2 separate regions of the Homo sapiens genome follow, and region 1 is linked to region 2. A link is a contact called in ENCODE Hi-C data. All regions are on one chromosome and are shown on one strand. Each heading gives the region's core, a stretch centred on a gene start or an enhancer-like site at or near the end of the contact. The rest is flanking DNA. Distances are from core to core; before and after follow the strand shown. Region 1 holds the start of SSTR1 (somatostatin receptor 1). Region 2 holds the start of TTC6 (tetratricopeptide repeat domain 6).

Region 1 (5,086 bases), core at 2,343-4,842, 610 kb after region 2:
GATTGGAAAAACCACATTAGTAATGATTTTGACATAAGCAGAAGTTGAGGTGCTGATAATTACTATTCCACCAAACGAACTGAGGCTCAAAACTGCTATTAAAAGGAAATGATCTTCCATGTATGATGACTTTCACACTGCATGACACTATTAAATAACCATCATTAGCTACTAATGCATGTACTACCCATTTTCCAGAGCCCTTTCTCTGCTGAGAAATTTAAGACCAAGAATGATCAATGAATGAGTCATCAGTATGACAATTGTTGATATAGGACATGCAAATTGAAATTATTTAGAATAATTTAAGTGTATAAGGAATTAATACACATGATGATATTCCTCAGCTAGTAAAGCTCTACTTATAAGGAGCTCACAGTTTATTTCTTTGCATCTACATTTTATAATCTAGAAAAGAGGAAAGTACTATCCATGGGATGCCTTGACAAAATAAAACAAGGTGATTTGGGGCAATTTTGTAGGTACTGCACTAGATGCTGGGGATAGAAAAATAAATAAAATGCAAGCCCCTGGTCTCCACAAGCTTACAAATTTATAAGAGGGTACAGACAAGTACACAAAAAGCCACAGTACAGTGTGATAAATATAATAATCAAAGTGTGCACCTGGTACATGATAGCACAGGAGAGTATAGCTTGTAGGAGAAAGTTACAGTGAGGGAAGAAAATCAGTCTGCTCAAGAATCTGCAACTTCCTAAATTGGAACATTTCATTTTCCCCTTTCTGGAAAACATCTCCTTCTTTTCTATCTATAAATGTTCATATCACAGAGGCATAGGAAAGATGGTAACCAAAGAGGGCTGGAGGACAGGTAACTTGTAGGGAGAAAACAAGCTCTTCCTAATCTTTTCAAGGTTTTAGACATGTGAACCTAAAAAGTTTTTAACAAGACAAGAAGATTGTTGAGTCCTGACTATTCACTGGCTGCGTTTTTTGCAAATTAAAGTGATCTCATGCCCATATCAGTTTTCCTTTTTCTTTGGAAATATTTACATTAAATTGAGATCTGAGGGGAAGATAGCGCTCTAACTGGGATCCTGCTTTTAATATAATTTGAAAATAGCTGCAACCCCAATCCACCTTCCTGGTGGCCCAGAAATGCCACCCTTTTTGTTTGTTTGTTTGTTTTTGTTGTTCATAGATTAGTTCACAAATACAATAATTAGAAATACATGACTGGGCTGAGCACGGTGGCTCACACGGGTAATACCAGCACTTTGTGAGGCTGAGACAGGAAAATTGCTTGAGCTAGGAATTCCACACCAGTCTGTGCAAGATAGGAAGACCCCATCTCTACAAAAACCTTAAAAATTAGCCAGGCATCGTGGGGCACACCTGTAGTCCCCAGCTACTCCAGAGGCTAAGGTGGGAGGATCACTTGAGCCTGAGACATCAAGGCTACAGTGAGCTGTGATTGTGCCACTACACTCCAGCCTGGGTGATAGAGCAAAACCCTGTCTCAAAATAATAATAATAATAATAATAATAATAATAATAATAATAATTTAAAAATAAATACATAACTGAAAAGATTTAATAATGCTGCATAGCTTATATCCATCTCAATCCCTCTCTTTGTCTTTCTCTCATGCTTTTTAAAATTGAAGTAAAACTCCCATAATATAAAATTTATAATTTTAGTCATTTTTGAAGTGTACAATTCAGGGATTTTTAGCATATTCACAATGTTATGCAATCATCACCACTATCTAATTCCAGAACATTTTCACCACTCAAAAAAGAAAGCTCATACCCATTAAGCAGTCCTTCCTCTTTCCCCTCTGCCCCCAGCCCCTGGCAACCACTAACGTACCTTGTCTGTATGTATTGCCTGCCCTGGGCATGTCATATAAATGGAATCATGCCACACGTGGCCTTTTGTGTCTGGCTTCTTTCCCTTTGCATAGTGTTTTCAAGCTTCGTCTACGCTGAAGCAGGTATTAGTACTTCATTTCTTTTTATGGTTGAATACTATTCCATTGTATGGATATACCACAATTTATTAATTCAGCAATTGATGGATATTTGGATTGTTTCTAATTTTTGGCTATTATGAATAGTGCTGCTATGAATGTTCATGCACAAGTTTTTGATTAAACACCTGTTTTCAATTTTGAGGAGTAAATAGAAGTGGAATTGCTGGCTCATATGGTCATTCTTTTAAACTTTTAAACTTTTTAAGCAATTGCCAAAATTTTTTTCTGAAGTTGCTGCATCATTTTTTATTCCCACCAGCAATGTATGAGTGTTCTAATTTCTCCACATTCTCACTAACGTTTATTTTTTGTTTTTAAAAATGTTCTTATAGCCATCCTAGTGGGTGAAAAGTGGCATCTCAAAAAAATAAAAATAAAAAGCATTCTCACGTCAGGTCTTAAGTTTTCTTCTTTTGTATATGAGGCCACAAAATTGAGAGAAATTTTCCCTAAGATGAGCTGAAAGTGAATTTAATGAAATTCTGAACAACAGAGCTGTTTTTCACTGACTCCCATCACACACTTCCCAAAGAGCAACCATGATCAAAGCCAAGGCATCTAAATAATGACTGTTGAAATCCAAGCTCCCAGAGGTACAGATAGTCAGGTGTCTTTAGTCAGTGATTGGCAGAGGCATCTAAGGCATTATATGAGGCTTGGCTAGTAAAATGCTCTTCTGGGATTCTGGGACAATACCCACTCTCTTTTCTTTTAACTTAATGAACATTTATTTTCTCTCCATATGTGCTGTATTTGTAAAGGAAAAATAAATATAACTAAACACCAATTGTACATTCCACTTTAAAGAAGGCAATTTGTTCAGGTAAAATAATGGGTTAAAACAGTTTCAGCCGTATGAAATTTCAAATTCCATCCTAGCACATTCCTCATTAATAATTGCACACATTCCTATGAAAGTCTGTCATTTATTTTAGTCTTTGATTGCTATCATCAACACACTACAGAAGTTATTCTTTCCTGTTCAAGACAATTAGTTTTGGGAACTAAAACACATGCAGTATATGTAAGTGATTACCTGGATAAAGCAACAGGGCATTAGGAAATATACTTTTTTGTTTTTAATTTCTGCATCCATTTCTTCATTCTGGACCGGTACAGATAGCCTCCATGAGGAGTTTAGCCTCTCCTTGGAGTAAACTCTACTGAGAGGAGGAAAACTGAGACTTACAGTACAGCGGGCACAGCCTGGTTGAGGAGAAGGAGAAACTAAGGAAAAACTGGAGACAGCAAAGCTTGAAGGAGGCAGAGCACTAAGCTGCTGCGGGTCACTCTTCCTGTGAACAGGCTAGTTTCAAATAAAGGCTTGCAGGGATCTTACCGAGCAAAGCAACGTTTATGAAAAGGAACAGGGAAGTTGCATGGAGTGTGATTCTTCCTTCCACAGGAACAGTTGGAAAGCCAAAGAGACCCTAGAGTAAGAATGGTGGTAAGTCCCAGGGTTCGTTTAAAATCCTGATAACGGAACATACATTCTTTCTTACGGGAAAACCGTTTTGATTCTTAAATGAAGTCAGTGAGCTTCAGGCTTGCCTACATTGATATCTCCTAATGGTTTGGGCACGTGACCCAGAGCCAGCTCACAAATCAAGCCTCAGAAAGAGCTGACATCCTAGCTCTTCCCGGAAAAACTCGAATGTCGCCCTGCCGTTCCTGGGGTTGGTGACAGGTCTGGTCATCGCACGGCGGCAGCTCCTCACCTGGATTTAGAAGAGCTGGCGTCCCCGCCCGCCCAAGCCTTTAAACTCTCGTCTGCCAGAACCCGCCAACTCTCCAGGGTACAAAGTACAGCAGGGACGCGGGTGGAGCCCTTCCAAGCGGCGCAGCCTTATCTTTCCCGAGTGAACACCTAGGTGGATTCCCAACACCGCGCCTGGCACGTTTCTGGAGGGAGTCTCAAGCTCCTCCAGAGCTCCCAGCTGCGCGTCCTCGTTTCTGCAGTCGATATTCCTGTGGGAGACACGGGGGGCTCTGAGCGCTACGAGCTTTATTAAGAGATTTGCGAATGGTTCACTCAGGTCCCTGAACACTCCCAATAGCCTAAGCTGCCTGCTGTGTTATAGCGCAGAAGCCCCTAACGCACGGTGGTTGTCCTTTCTTCTCATAACGCTCGCAGCTTAGGGCCAGTTTCCGCGATTCTAAGAGTAATTGCGTGGGCACCTGTGCTGGGGCCAGGCGCAAAGAAGGGAGTTGGTCTGCGCGAAGATCGTCAACCTGCTAACAGACCGCACATGCACTTTGCACCGACCATCTACGTCTCAGTCTGGAGGTTGCGCACTTTGGGTAAGGAGGGCCCGGAACTTCCCTGGCGGGTCTGAGCTGCAAGGCAAGCGAGGGTGGGAAGAGGGAATTTAGGGTTCTGGACTGCGGGACGGGAGAGAAGCTGGGGTCTCCAGAGAAAAGGGCAGCAATGGAGGGAAACTGAGATGAACTCCAGACATCCATGTTCATGGATCCGTTTGAGTCTTTGCTTTGGGTAGGAGAGGAGTGGAATGAGACAGAATCTATACCTTTGGTTCCCACCCGCCCTCCAGTAAGGCCGAGGAACTCTCTTGGTTCCTCTGAGAGCAAGAGGCAGATGGTGCTGCGAGGGAACCCCGGAAGGAGCCACTAAAGTTGAGCAGAGTGCAGGACTGGGAAGGAAAAAAATGGGGGGCGGGGGGGACAAGCCACCTATGTGCTCTCCTCCCTTTCTCCACCCCACCCCCTTTTTTCGTAGCTGCTGACGCGCTGGTGGTGCCTATTAATCATTTACCAGTCCAGAGCCGCGCCAGTTAATGGCTGTGCCGTGCGGTGCTCCCACATCCTGGCCTCTCCTCTCCACGGTCGCCTGTGCCCGGGCACCCCGGAGCTGCAAACTGCAGAGCCCAGGCAACCGCTGGGCTGTGCGCCCCGCCGGCGCCGGTAGGAGCCGCGCTCCCCGCAGCGGTTGCGCTCTACCCGGAGGCGCTGGGCGGCTGTGGGCTGCAGGCAAGCGGTCGGGTGGGGAGGGAGGGCGCAGGCGGCGGGTGCGCGAGGAGAAAGCCCCAGCCCTGGCAGCCCCACTGGCCCCCCTCAGCTGGGATGTTCCC
Region 2 (4,680 bases), core at 1,845-4,344:
GGCTACTGCGCCGGGACTCAGGCCGGCCCCTAGGCCCGGGTTGGCATAGGACATGTTGAAGGACGCCGGGGTCATGTTGCCGCTCGTAGTCATGGTGTTCATGGTCATGTAGGTGTTCATGGAGTTCATGGAGCCCAGGCCTGAGTTCATGTTGCTGACCGGGACGGAGGAGTAGGCCTGGAGTGGAGACAGCGAGTGAAGAAGCCCCGGAGGGCGGGGTTAGTGGTGGGCACTGGAGGGCGGCCGTCCGGGACCTAACCCGGGGGCAAGTGCAGAGCACTTTGCAGAACACGGGACGCCCCCACCCGGGGCAAATGGCTAAGCGCCCTCCCCAGACCGAGCAAAGATGTCTTGCACGGCAGGGGGAAAATCCTAGCGCGGCAGGCATGAAAGATAAACGCTCACAGAAAATATGACCCCAGGAAGATGTGTAATCGCCTTACACGCCAGGCTCAGGGGCTGGCTTCCAGGGCCCCCTCATCGCCTCCTCCATCCACGCCAGGCGGTATCCCAAGTCTCCACCCCAACCAGCCTCGGCAAAGCGCCCTTTGGGGGGAAATCGTTGATAGAGCAAATCACCTATGGACATGGGACCCCCTGAATCATCTGTTTCCCAACAAGTGGCTTTATTGTCCTAGGGGTTTTTGCCTATGGTGACTTTTTGTTGTTTATTGTATTTAGAAGTAGTGTTTTCTACCTGCTTGTAGCAACTGTAATGTTAAAAGGGAAGCAAACTCAGAGTTAAATAAGTTTTGGAAAAATAAAACTAAAAGTAGATCCATAACAGAAAGGGCTGGGAGGGGGTGCTATAATAATCTCAAAGTGCTATATGCATTTTATTTTAACATGACTTTACATGTACACCTTTGCAAGCTATTTAGAAACTCGCATTAATTTTGTCACCACTTTACAGTCCCCTGTTTGAAAAATTTGGTGACACAGTTTGTCAAAATAAATCTTTTTTTTTTTTCACATGCTGATGTTGCTGCCGATGATTTCAACGCCTGGCTTTGAGATTCCGTGAGTAGTCTTGAATAATTTAAAATTCGAAAATCAAATTCTACTTATTTTCTCTTAATGCTATTGTATTTCCTAATTCTCAGCTTTAACATGTAAGAAAGTACTTTCGCTAGGGGTCTTAATTGAATGGTGGGGTCGAGATGACTGCGTCAGAATTAAATCTCTGGAAGACCTCTGAGCTCCTTTTAAAATCATCAACAAGCGAAAATCCTTATCAATAGCGATGTGGGAATGCATTAGGTACAGTATTTTAAACATACAAAACCTAGGCATATTAAAAAGCACTCCTCTGGTAATTTAATAAGGAATAATGATGTCCTTAAGTTTATTTTAATCAGCAAGTATGACTCAATTTGAAAATATGAGAACAAATAGATTTAAATAGGAACACCCAGTAAACTATGGTATGCAAATAAACTCAGAGGTAAACTTGTGAATACATAAATCTAAATAAGTCAGTTACCATCAAAATATTACGTGATCCTATATTTTTCTGTCCACGTCTTAAAAGTATTTTTTACCTTGGGGCTTTATTTTCTTTCCCTCTTCCCAAGATTATCCAAGGCAGTTCCAATACGCGTTTTCAATAATGGTAATTAAACTTTTGGAGGGTAATCGCCAGCTGTTTCCAGAAAAATACTTTTAATAGGTGGTAGTCCTCCCTGTAACTGGTTTTCCCTGTAATCCTTTTGTGCACATTGTAAAAATAACCCCCATGAACGTGCCACCAAGGGGACAATGAAGAGAAACAGGTTCTCGGCCCAGAGTTGTGAAGAAGATTTTGGTCGCACTAGCGCCACCCAGCGGTTTTAGAGAAGGAGCACACTTCTCCCCAAATAGGGCTTTTGAAGAACAAGTTTTACAAAATTTAGAAATCGTTTCATTATTGAGACACCCAACTTGGCGGCAGAGCGCTTTAATCAGAAGACGTCTGCGAATTAAACGGTGGGACGAAGAGGTCGCCTTGTGGGTATGCTCCGGCTTTCTCAGAGTTGCTTCCAACTCGCACCGGCGCTCGCCCGCCCGCTGCACCCCGGGCCCGGCTCCTGCTCCCGCTCGCTGCTGGGAAGAGGCAAGCGCTTCCTAGAGCCGCTGTTTTCAAAGCCCGGAGTTTCCTAAAACTCCCTCTCCGGCTGCGAGAGTCGGGACAGAGCAGGGCAGCAGGTCCCGCTTCCAGGCCCGGCCAAGGCCCGGCCGGGGCCACACCGGCGGGCGGGCAGCGGTGGCACCGAGAAGGCGCCCCCGGCCCGCCTGCCTGCCTTGCCTGGCGCCCACCGCTCCCCGGCCTCCCCCGGCACGGGCTCCAGCGGCGCCCCACCGGCCGCCCGCCTCGCCTTGCCTCTCACCTCCTGCGTGTCTGCGTAGTAGCTGTTCCAGTCGCTGGTTTCATGCCCTTCCATCTTCACAGTTCCTAACATCCTGGAGCCACCCTGCCCAATACAACCATCCAGCCCTGTGCGAAGCGACGGGCGGCCGCGCGGCGCGGGGCGGGGGAGGGGAGCTGAGCAGCTGCAGTCACCCGAGCGCCCGCGCGGGCCCAACGCCACCCGGGCGAAGAGGAAGCCCAGAGCTGCGGGGCGCGGCGTGCGCGGCGGCGGCGGCGGCGCGGCGGGCGGGGGCAGCGCCGGGGGCAGGCGGCTGCCGCGGAGCGCGGCGCCGGGGAGCGCCTCCGCGGGAAGTGAGCGGGCTGCCTCTGCGAGGCAAGTGCAGTTGAGCTGATGTGGATCTTACGTCGCTTGAGTGCCCACCTCCTCGTCCTCTCCCCATTTGTCCGCCGCACAAAGACGCTCGCACCTACAAAGCCCGAGGTGCACCTGCAAGGCGGCCGCCCGCCAGTCCGGCCGCCGCGCCTCCCGCCCCGCCGCTTCACCGCTGCGCGCGACCCCTCCCCCGCGACCCCTCCCCCAAGCGGGGCCCTCACTTTGTTTGCAAAGCAGTGTAATTGGTTTAGGCCCGGAGGCTAGGGAAAGAGGGAAATGGGGAGGGAGGGGGTGTAACCCCCTTTGGAAAAAGAAAAAATAGGCGGGGCCAGGCGGGCGGGCGGGCTAGGGCTCTGGATCGGAACCTCGCAGCCGGAGAAGGCCGGGGGCGGTGGCGTCGGAGACTGGGCTTAGAGACCTTGTGGGATAACTGACCCCGGGGTCCCTCCCCAGAGGTACACGCCACCTTCCGAGCGCGGGCTGCGGCCCAGTCTCGCGCCCCTCCTGCTCTTTGCTTCCTCCCTCCTGATTCCTGACCCAAAGTTCAACCCCGGGAGACTGGAGAATACAGACTTTTTTTTTTCTTTCCTCCTGAGAGCTTCAGACTAGAAAAGGGAAAAAGCCCCACTTTTGCTTCGTCACTAGAAACCGGGTCATCTGAGTCAGCCGAGCCAAGTGACGTTAGGCCGACCCGGGCCCCGGGCTAGCAGAGCGGAGGCGCTGCCACGAAACTCGTACCTGCGGCTAAGAGCAGGTGAGTCACAGCACCGGTTTATATCTTTATGACATAACTTTTTTTTTTTGTTCCGCCTCGGTCCGCTCCTCTCCCCTTGTCATCTGTAGCGACCACAAAGAGGAAGAAACTGAGAGCAGATGTCTGTGTGATAGGGCAGGCGGACCCAAGTCGGGCCGTCCTCCCCCTGCCGGGCTCCTCCTCCCGCCCCCCTTCAGCCGCTTCAGGGAGTGAGCTGGAGACGACCGTCTGGTTTCTGATAGGAAAAGGTCAGGGGGAGGGGACATCTCCCATAACACGCGCGTTAGCTGGGAGAGCAAGGGCCTGGGCGCGGGAACGCATCTGCACTGCGAAAGAGATGCCAGGCAGAAGCCCGAGACTGCCCGCAGCGGCGCTTGGTCCTGTCTGTGACCCGGAGGGTCCGGGCTGAGATCTCAGGGGCTCGCTTGGTTCCTAATCGGTCCTGGACGTCGGTGGGAGAGTCTTCCCAACGCAAAGTCTCTTTACTCTCATGAGGCCCTGGGTGGTGGTTGCCCACTTGTCCTGGGAGAGAGAACAACTGAAGTGACCGGGTGATAGGCAATTAGTTGGTGATAGATTGGGAGATGGTGCGTGTGTTTTGAGTGTGTGACCGTTTGTATATTTCTGAGCATGTGTGACTGTGTGTGTTTCTGAGTGTCTGTGACCATGTGTTTGTTGTACTGCCTGTAGAACCACTAGGTTTCCTTAAGTAACAATAAAATAAAATCTAAAGTAATTAAGAATCCGCAAAATCTTCTTGTTTTGCAAAGTTTTTAAAATGTTATTAATCTCATTTTAAGAAATGTGTTTTAACTTGTCTTCCAAACAGATACCTTTTTCCCTGTGCTTTGTTCTTTTAAATCTCTTTTACTTGAAATCTGGCAAGAGAATCACTTTAAATCCCTGAACCAAACAAATCTCTTAAGTCAGCAGGGGAGCAGAGAGGGTGAAGATGTGCAGTTAAGGAAATAAAAAAAGATAAAAGCATTGGATTACATTTTTTTTTTTTTTTTTTACAAAAAGGGTGGGGGGGTAGAAACGTCACATCATAAGGAAAGGAATGAGTGAAATTAAATCCACCTGGAACTCAGTAGGGCAGGAACCCTCCCTAATGCAGCCTGCTCCTGTGACTGCAAGTTGTCCCATCAGTTTGTGTAAATGTATCTGCGAATTGTGTGTCAGAAACTAATTCTTTTGTGCAAAGTT

The links. A loop is a pair of places that touch in the nucleus more often than their neighbours do. Pooled maps may share reads with other maps.
Region 1: a loop to region 2 is called in a map of naive thymus-derived CD4-positive, alpha-beta T cell, with 12 times the contacts of the local background. The contact joins the promoter of SSTR1 here to the promoter of TTC6 in region 2. A Hi-C loop is called at or near these places in 1 of 168 maps with a recorded cell type or tissue (naive thymus-derived CD4-positive, alpha-beta T cell), 5 of 37 single-sample maps with no recorded cell type and 9 of 50 pooled maps.

Annotation. Positions count from the first base shown.
Region 1 is chr14:38,204,312-38,209,397 of GRCh38, forward strand. SSTR1 (somatostatin receptor 1) reads left to right here and starts at 3,593. Exons shown (of 3, transcript NM_001049.3): 1 at 3,593-3,793; 2 at 4,132-4,298; 3 at 4,735-5,086. The coding sequence starts at 5,079. LOC124903303 (a long non-coding RNA gene) reads right to left here and starts at 4,976. Exons shown (of 2, transcript XR_007064117.1): 1 at 4,771-4,976; 2 at 2,904-3,965. RefSeq lists enhancers at 3,395-4,056, 5,040-5,086.
Region 2 is chr14:37,592,535-37,597,214 of GRCh38, forward strand. It overlaps TTC6 (tetratricopeptide repeat domain 6), which reads left to right and starts at 3,095. Exons shown (of 33, transcript NM_001310135.5): 1 at 3,095-3,474. It overlaps FOXA1 (forkhead box A1), which reads right to left and starts at 2,715. Exons shown (of 2, transcript NM_004496.5): 1 at 2,367-2,715; 2 at 1-177. The coding sequence starts at 2,438. RefSeq lists enhancers at 2,651-3,510, 3,024-4,223.